Linked DNA regions of Mus musculus: region 2 is linked to region 1. Evidence: chromatin contacts called from ENCODE Hi-C or POLR2A ChIA-PET data. All regions are on one chromosome and are shown on one strand. The core of a region is the stretch at or near the end of the contact, and the rest is flanking DNA. Distances in the headings are between cores, read along the strand shown.

The links. A loop is a pair of places that touch in the nucleus more often than their neighbours do. ChIA-PET counts read pairs that join two places held with the same protein, here RNA polymerase II (POLR2A).
Region 2: a map of regulatory T cell shows a loop between it and region 1 (7-fold over the local background). The contact joins two enhancer-like sites. A Hi-C loop is called at or near these places in 1 of 37 maps with a recorded cell type or tissue (regulatory T cell). POLR2A ChIA-PET finds 5 or more read pairs at or near these places in 1 of 5 experiments (embryonic stem cell).

The regions. Positions count from the first base shown.
Region 1 is chr12:5,667,075-5,670,840 of GRCm38, reverse strand. The region is part of intron 2 of Gm32398 (a long non-coding RNA gene); the gene reads right to left. Among named protein-coding and RNA genes, the nearest start is that of Gm32398, 70 kb to the right of the region's middle. Within about 2 kb of position 1,605, at least 1 of the 3 ENCODE cell types and tissues checked has a DNase peak (open chromatin) inside an H3K27ac peak, as active enhancers do.
Region 2 is chr12:8,438,440-8,442,205 of GRCm38, reverse strand. No RefSeq gene overlaps it. Among named protein-coding and RNA genes, the nearest start is that of Gm51967, 8.6 kb to the left of the region's middle. Within about 2 kb of position 1,738, at least 1 of the 3 ENCODE cell types and tissues checked has a DNase peak (open chromatin) inside an H3K27ac peak, as active enhancers do.

The DNA of each region.
Region 1 (3,766 bases), core at 356-2,855:
AGATTGTACAATGCACTCCATGGTTCCTCCTTTTAAGGATTCTCACCCATACTGGGGAGGAGGATTTGGTGACAGAGCTGTCTTTGAATCATTTTTGCTCCCGCAAGTAATCCTTCACCCACAGTTCTGTACATAACCCCAGTAAAACTCAAGTTGGACTTTGGTGGTATCTGTGCTTTGGCTGGTCCTCAGTTCCCTATCTGCAATGAGTAGATATGTGTTCCTATCTCTCTAGCAATAGTGTTGCACAACATGAGGATACTTCAGACTTAAGATATTACAAAGCTTAGCATTCACTTAATTTCCCTGTCTGTAAAATGAGAGAAAAGGTTCACACTACATTCTGGTGATCATCTTCCTTAGGTTGTGAGATGTCTGCTGCTCTTTACCCTCACTAAACAGGAGGTAAGATGATAAAATGAGAAACAGAATCTTTCCCTTTTCACTAGCAGTGACACACAAGTATTAAGCTAGTAGATGACAATGATGGGTAATTCAGACTGATGTACAAAAGCAGATTTCCCAAAGTGTATGATTATGTTTCTAATTGTACTGAAAATGAAAGTACAGGTATGCAGTGGATGGCAATCAACCCAGTCCCACACTGTCACTGTGCAATAGCACCAAGATGAGTCCCATAGATCAGTCTATTTACTAGTGATGCAATGGGTCATACGACTCCACCACTGCCAGCTTAAGAGATAGGAATGTTTGCAGGAATAGAATGAACAATCTGCAGTGAACAGGATCGAGGTTCCCCCAAAGACTATACATCCAGATGGACATAGCATGTCACTGGAGAAATGGAATCATTGGAGAGAGGAAGAGACGAGACAAAGAAGCAGAGTTAATGACAGCCAGTCTTGTTTGCTGAAGCAGTTATCTCAGACCAGTTTGCCATTTGACCCCATGTATTTTTTAAAGCCTGCAGTTAAGGAGCATTTATTAAAGTGTTTCCAAGTTGTCCTCTGAAAGAAGAGATCCTGACAGGCCACTCAGTATACTGCAAAGGTGGGTTAAATGCTATTATCCCTGCATCAATGATGGGGAGACAATATATAATGGATTGCTTTAATTTCCTGGAGACACGCTGAGAATTCATTCTTGTGGGAAGTGAAGATCTGAGAGGAGACAGAACCAAAAGTCAGACGACAAGATCCCCTGCCAAGACTGCCAGCCTCTAAGAGGGGAGGAAGGACGAGCCCCAAACCTTGGAGAGCCAAGTTCTGCACTGTAGACTTCACCCACCTTTGAGGACAACAGATGAAAATGTCCAGGAAATGCACATGTGGTGTAGGAGCAGAATAATTCAGATTCTAATTTAGTTCATGGGCCTGCTTTCTTACACTGACAAACCTTTCTTAAAAATAAATAAATAAAAAATAAAATAAATAAAAATAAAAATGCTTTTCTGATGAGAGTCAAATGGCTGAGGCCAAAAACTCTGTGAGATTGGTCTGCCCTCAGCACACTAATAACGTTCCTTAGCAACTCCCCCTCCACTCTTAGGGGGGGATAACATCTCTCTCTGCCAGGGGAGTAGAGACCAGAGACCAGGATAACCCATGGCCAGGGCTGGAACTCAGCCATGGAGTCTGATTAACTGATGGTGACTAGCATAGTGACTAGCAGAGTGACAAGCAGGACACAGGCATCCAGTGCCAGGGCAGCACTGACCTGTGTGGGGAAATGCAGGGAATTCAGTGAGAGACTCAAGCTGAGCCACCACCATGTCTCAGTGTCTCTTCACTCCTCGTGACTCTAGTAATTGATGGTAGGAGGTGAAATGTGAAGGGTCACTGTAGTCTCCCATGATCAGTGTGGCATGACCTTTGATCTGCATGTCTATTTTCCAACACAGCCATCAAAATAGAGCCATGGAAGCCACCTCTCCCTTCCCCGTCCCAACCAGGCTTATAGGTGTGCGAATGGCCAGGAGAGGTTAAGTCAATGAAGAAAAGAATTGGCTTTTCTGAGCTGGTTTTTTATTTTCTTATTTGTAAACTTGGAGCTCTGCTTCAGGGTTTTCAGAATTGGGTGGAAAGAAATGAAAATGTGAACTTTGTTTATCCATCGATGTTTTGATTTATTACACATTGACAGCTTGCCAGCTCCAGCCCTTTGTGAGTTTGCGTCACTCCTTTTAGCAATGAACTCTAAAGCTGGAAGAGACCAGCGTCTCCACCAACCTCATTTTCCAGAGGAAAATACTGAACCCTTGTGAACTTTGAGCTCACTGGTGGTTTCCTGACAGATCAAAAGCATGCATCCAAGTATTTCCACTGCTACCACTAATTGCTGGACCAGATGCTTCAAAACTGGACTTGGATGGTCTTGGTTTGAGAAAGGGATATGCGAGAATCAATTTGCCAATATTCTCATTCTTGGAGGAAATGATATCTATCCTAAGCCAAAACATACTGGTAAACTCTCTAATTTAGTCATATGATGTCTCACTTTACATGATAAATGTTTCTAAAAAGTTGCACACAAATCAAATTTTTGTAAATTGAATTACTTTTTTTTAAAAGCACAAGATAGATTGCTTAGTAAAGGAACCCTGGGCTGAAAATGAGAAATATTTCTCCAATTTAAATAATAACTACCTCCATAATTTATCTCTTCTGTAAATTCATAATTTAATATTCCTTGGTTTTGTTTAGCATCACTTGTTTAAAACAAGAACGATCTATATTTATGTAGCTAGTGTCACTGGGAAGTTTGCAGTGCGTTAATAATAGCTAATTCATTTCTTACACATGGCCCTGAGAACTAATAAGAGAGCAGGACTCCCATTTGGCAGATGAGCAAAGTCAAGGCAAAAAAGGGCGTACATTCAAGGTGCTGGGGGTAAATCAGTGGCATAGCTAAATATCTTTATGTTCTTACTGTTTAATCCAGTGTGATAGGGTATGTTAGGCAACCATTGTGTCCAAAGGAGATATTCTCCATCAATCATAAACAAGAACTCCAAAGAAACTTCTAAACTACTTCAATCTCTTGTGCTTCAGTAATCTAGGAAAAGCTTGTTTTCCCTTTATCTTTTTTTTTTCTGTGTATATGTGGTGTTTATGCACCACATGTATTTGCCGGTATGTAGGTACATGTGTAGAAGCCAGAGGATGTTGTCAGTTGTCCTTATTTATTGAGGTAGAATCTCCTGTTGAGCCAGAGTTCACTGGTTTGTCTAATCTAGCTAACCAGATTGTCCCTGAGATTCCCTCTCTTGATCTCCCAAGCGATAATATTATCAGTTTGGCTGCCACCACACCAGCCCAGCTTTTATCAAAACTCTTATCCCCATGCATGCTTGGCAAGTGCACTGCTCACTGAACCATCTTCTCAGCCCCAATTCCATCCTTTCTTGATTCACTTAGGAAATACCACAGGCAAACATTACTCTCCATGACTGTGTGGAGATCACAATGTGTGCTCACTGAATCCTCACTATACAACTGCTCCCACCCATTGTAAGAAGAGGTGATGGTTCTGCCCACAAGGGCTGATGCATTAGAGGAATAGGCAGAGCTCACATACAAGATTGCATGGCCCTCCTGATACCCTCTAGAAGATAGCCTTCACCTTTTCAAGGAAACATCTTGGCTTGGAAAATGTCAGTCTTTGGTTATTTTCAGATCATATTAAATTATGAAAATCTGGAAAGTTAGAAAGTATACTTACTACAAATATCTGAAAAGCTAATATAAATAGATTTTTGTCTGTGTGTCTCCAGAATAAAATGACCTCATCTGCAAAGTGGGGATAG
Region 2 (3,766 bases), core at 489-2,988, 2.8 Mb before region 1:
CATGTGGCCCTCTACACTTCATAGACTTTGTACAGTGCTGATATCACATTGAAACTGTCACATCAATGGTTGTGCACGCTCACTGAAATGACAGCATTTAGGCATACATCAGACTCCACAGTAATAGAGAATTTCTTACTGCACTTCACGTCAAGCCTCTCCCTGTCTCCCATGACTTGGTTTCTTTTTCACCATATCATAGCCTAGCATGAACACCACACTAGTCCCTTTCCAGTCTCTAGAACAGCGATTTTCAAGCTGTGGGTTGTAACCTTGTGCAGGTCTAACGATCCTTTCACAGGGGGCACATATCAGATATCCTGCATATCAAATATTTACGTTATAATTCATAACAGTAGTAAAATTACAGTTATGAAGTAGCAACAAAAATAATTTTATGGTTGGGGTCACTACAGCAGGAGGAACTTATTAAAGGGTTGCAGCAATTGGAAGGCTGAGGACCACTGCTATAGAATAATAAGAGTTATCAGGCTCTTCTTAGACTGTGCCAAAGACACAAATTTCTCAGCGATTGACATTTCCTTATCAACCAATCAGTATTGCAGCTAAGGCAACAGGAAGTTCAGTGAGTCACACAAGGACACTTTGCTAGGAAATGGTAATACTTGGATCCAAACCCACCCTTGGGCTTCTGGCGAGGGCTTGCCATGCTGAGGTAGGGGTACTGGGGTGAGGGTCATGGATAGCCTTCTCCCAGTGACCATGCACACTGGTGTTTACCAACCCCACTGTACCCTTGGGGAAACTGAGGCTGGTGCAGGGGCTTCATATCCACCCATAGTCACACAGCTAAGCAGTGTCGATAGGTTTCCAGGGAGGCTCTGGCATTTCTCTGTTGCCCACTGGCCTCCTGTTACTGGAGTTCATGTCACCACGAGCTTTGCCACTATCTATCTCCTTCCGTAGCCTTCTGGAAAGGCCCTGAAGATTTCTCTTTCCTCCAAGGTCCTGAGTGCAGAACTGTTAGAAAGCAGGGAAAACACGGCAGAAGTACCAGCTCTGCTGAGATGGCTCAACACTGGACGGGGAAAGCTTTGCTCCCTGCATCCCTCCGCAGAACAGCCCAGAGTGGCCTGGGGCTAGGATTTGGATTGCAACCCTGGCCTCACCTGGGGACAATTTGGCCTGAGCAGCTTGAGCTAAGACTTCCAAGGTCACATCGAAGCCTGAATCCACAGGACTAGTAATCCTACTCTGGCAATGTTCCTGAGGTAAAGGCGAGGCAGGAAGCACTCACAGCCCTTCCCTGAGGCTGCTAGAACCTCCATGGTCTTGTTTCTTCCACTCTGACTCCAAGAAACACCCAGGTTTGATGGTGGTCTCTCAAATTATGTCCCAACAAATAAGGCATTGTTATATCAGGGGTTCTGCAGTCAATGAGTGAGAAACATGCCCCTAAGGAGCCTCACCCCATGTCAGCATTGGCTGGGAGAAGCTCCATTCTAAAGGCCCAGGTTTAGTTTCGCTTCACCCAGTATCGCCCATATTTGCTCACCCATAGAATGTCCTGGAAAGTTTTCTGTAGAGTAGAGGGCATGTGCAGAAAACCTGGCCTCTTCTGTTCTGCTCCCTCCAGACTGCAGCCAAGGTCTGAGGCAAACCACTGTGGTCACCGAGGGCCCCATACCTTCCTGCTACCTCTGCCTCCCACAGTGTGGTTTGCAAAGCTCCAAGCAGACAGCAGGCTCTGAATTAGCCTATTCACTGGGCAGCTTCTGCTGGCCTTTCTGTCTGAACCCCAGAAACAGAGAAAGAGGCAGCTGTGCTTGGGAGGAGCAGTGGCCTGGTGGAGGCCTGAGAGAGGGGGTCCCATCTGCCAACAGAATCAGGAGTGTGAGAAGGGACACTAGGAACCAGGTGTCTGAGAAGGCTTCTTGGAGGAGGTGGCTGAGGAGCTAGGCCTTGAGGACTTGATGGAATCGGATGGGGTCAGGGCTGGCTGCAGATAGCCTGGTCTGGTAGCCTGAGGACCATGTATGTATGTATGGGGAAAGGTAGAGAGGGCACTTAGTCTTTTCTGTGATGCAGACTCTAAGCCCGTAACTGCATAACGATGTAGTCCACTGGGGAGAGCAAATGCCTTCTAGGTAGACAGCCAGGCCTCCAGGGGGCAAGGAGGATGACACACATCCTGTCTGCTCTCAGACTCTCTGGGGTCATCTCTTTGGATCTTACACATCCCAAATAGCTCACTGTAGTATTCCTAACAGCCATGTGGCCTTTCATACTTGAAGAGGGTCTTTTGTGTGCCCTCCTTACACACCAGGGACAGCTTAACCCCTGCACACTGGAGCCTGTCCTTGACTGACATAGCTCTGGTGAAAACAAAAGGTGACATATGAGTATAGAAACTTTTCATTCTCCACTTCCTCCCCTTTTTCAATCAACAAACACTTACCAAGGGCTTGTCTGTTCCCGGCGCTATGCTAGATTCTGGGAACCCAGAATGCCTTATCTCACAGAGAACATTACAAGTGTGAGTCTCAGCAAGGCATCAGTCTTGCCATCTGCCCAATGAAGACTCCAGATGTCATGAATAAGATGCCCGTGAGGAGGAGGTTGCTGGATCATGGGGTGAAACCTTGTGTTTTCCAGTGTTCTCACTGAGGAGTGGCAAAGCACCATGGAGTCCCTGGGACAGTCCCCCTGTTGGGGTACCTCTTGGGGGCGAGAATGCACACACAGGTGTAAAAGGCTGCCAGTCAGAGGAAGAGCTGTCCACAGGCACCGTGGTACTAACCACTAGATTCTGCAGCTGCCCCAGAAAACTGCAGGGCACAGTGGAACTGAACAGGATCCAGATCATAAAGTATTGATTCAGCCATGTGGAGGGTCTGAACTGTACTGGAGTGCTCTTAGAGGAAAGGGACATAATTCAGTTTGTGTCACTAGGACACACTCTGGTGTTTTTTTTGGGGGGGGGTGGGGGGGGCGGGACCTTGTGTAGCCCAGGATGGCTCCAAACTTTTTTGTTTGTTTGTTTTTGTTTTTTTCCAAGACAGGTTTCTCTGTGTAACCATTGCTGCCCTTGAACTTGCTCTGTAGACCAGGCTGGCCTTGAACTCACAGAGGTCCTCCTGCTTCTCACTCCCAGGTGCCAGGATTAAAGGTGTACACAACACCATGGCACAGAGCCTTCAAACTTAACATGCAGCCAGGGTGCTTTGAGCTTCTGATTCTCCTGCTTCCACAACTCGGGTGTTTGGATTACAGGCATGTACTGCCATGCTCGGTTTTATGTGGTGCTGGGGAGTAAACCCAGAGCTTCGTGAGCCATCCATGCAAACTGTCTACCTTCTGATCCATGCCCCTGTAGCTAGAGTATGGAGGACAGCCAGGCAGGCATAGGCAGAATAGCAAGGATTCCTGGCTGGGGCCCAGCACAGCCGGGGACCATTTGCCTTCATGAGATGGGGACAGTCACTGATGTGGATCAAGGCTGTGGGTTATCTCCAGAACAAGTTCTCAACAGAGTCTTATGTGCTGGGTGAGGGGCCTGCATGGAGATCTCTGCCATCCTGCTCCTGTGTTATGTTGCTTTATGTTCTGGAAACAGAGAGAGAGAGAGAGAGAGAGAGAGAGAGAGAGAGAGAGAGAGAGAGAGAGAGAGGTATGTCCAGGGCATGTCCCAGGATACATGCCAGTTGAAGAGAGTTATTTGTTCCTTTTATTTCTGAGTCGTGGGGACAAGGAGGGATGGATGGCCTCTTTCCTGAAGGACCGGGATGTGCTCCAGGGAATCCCA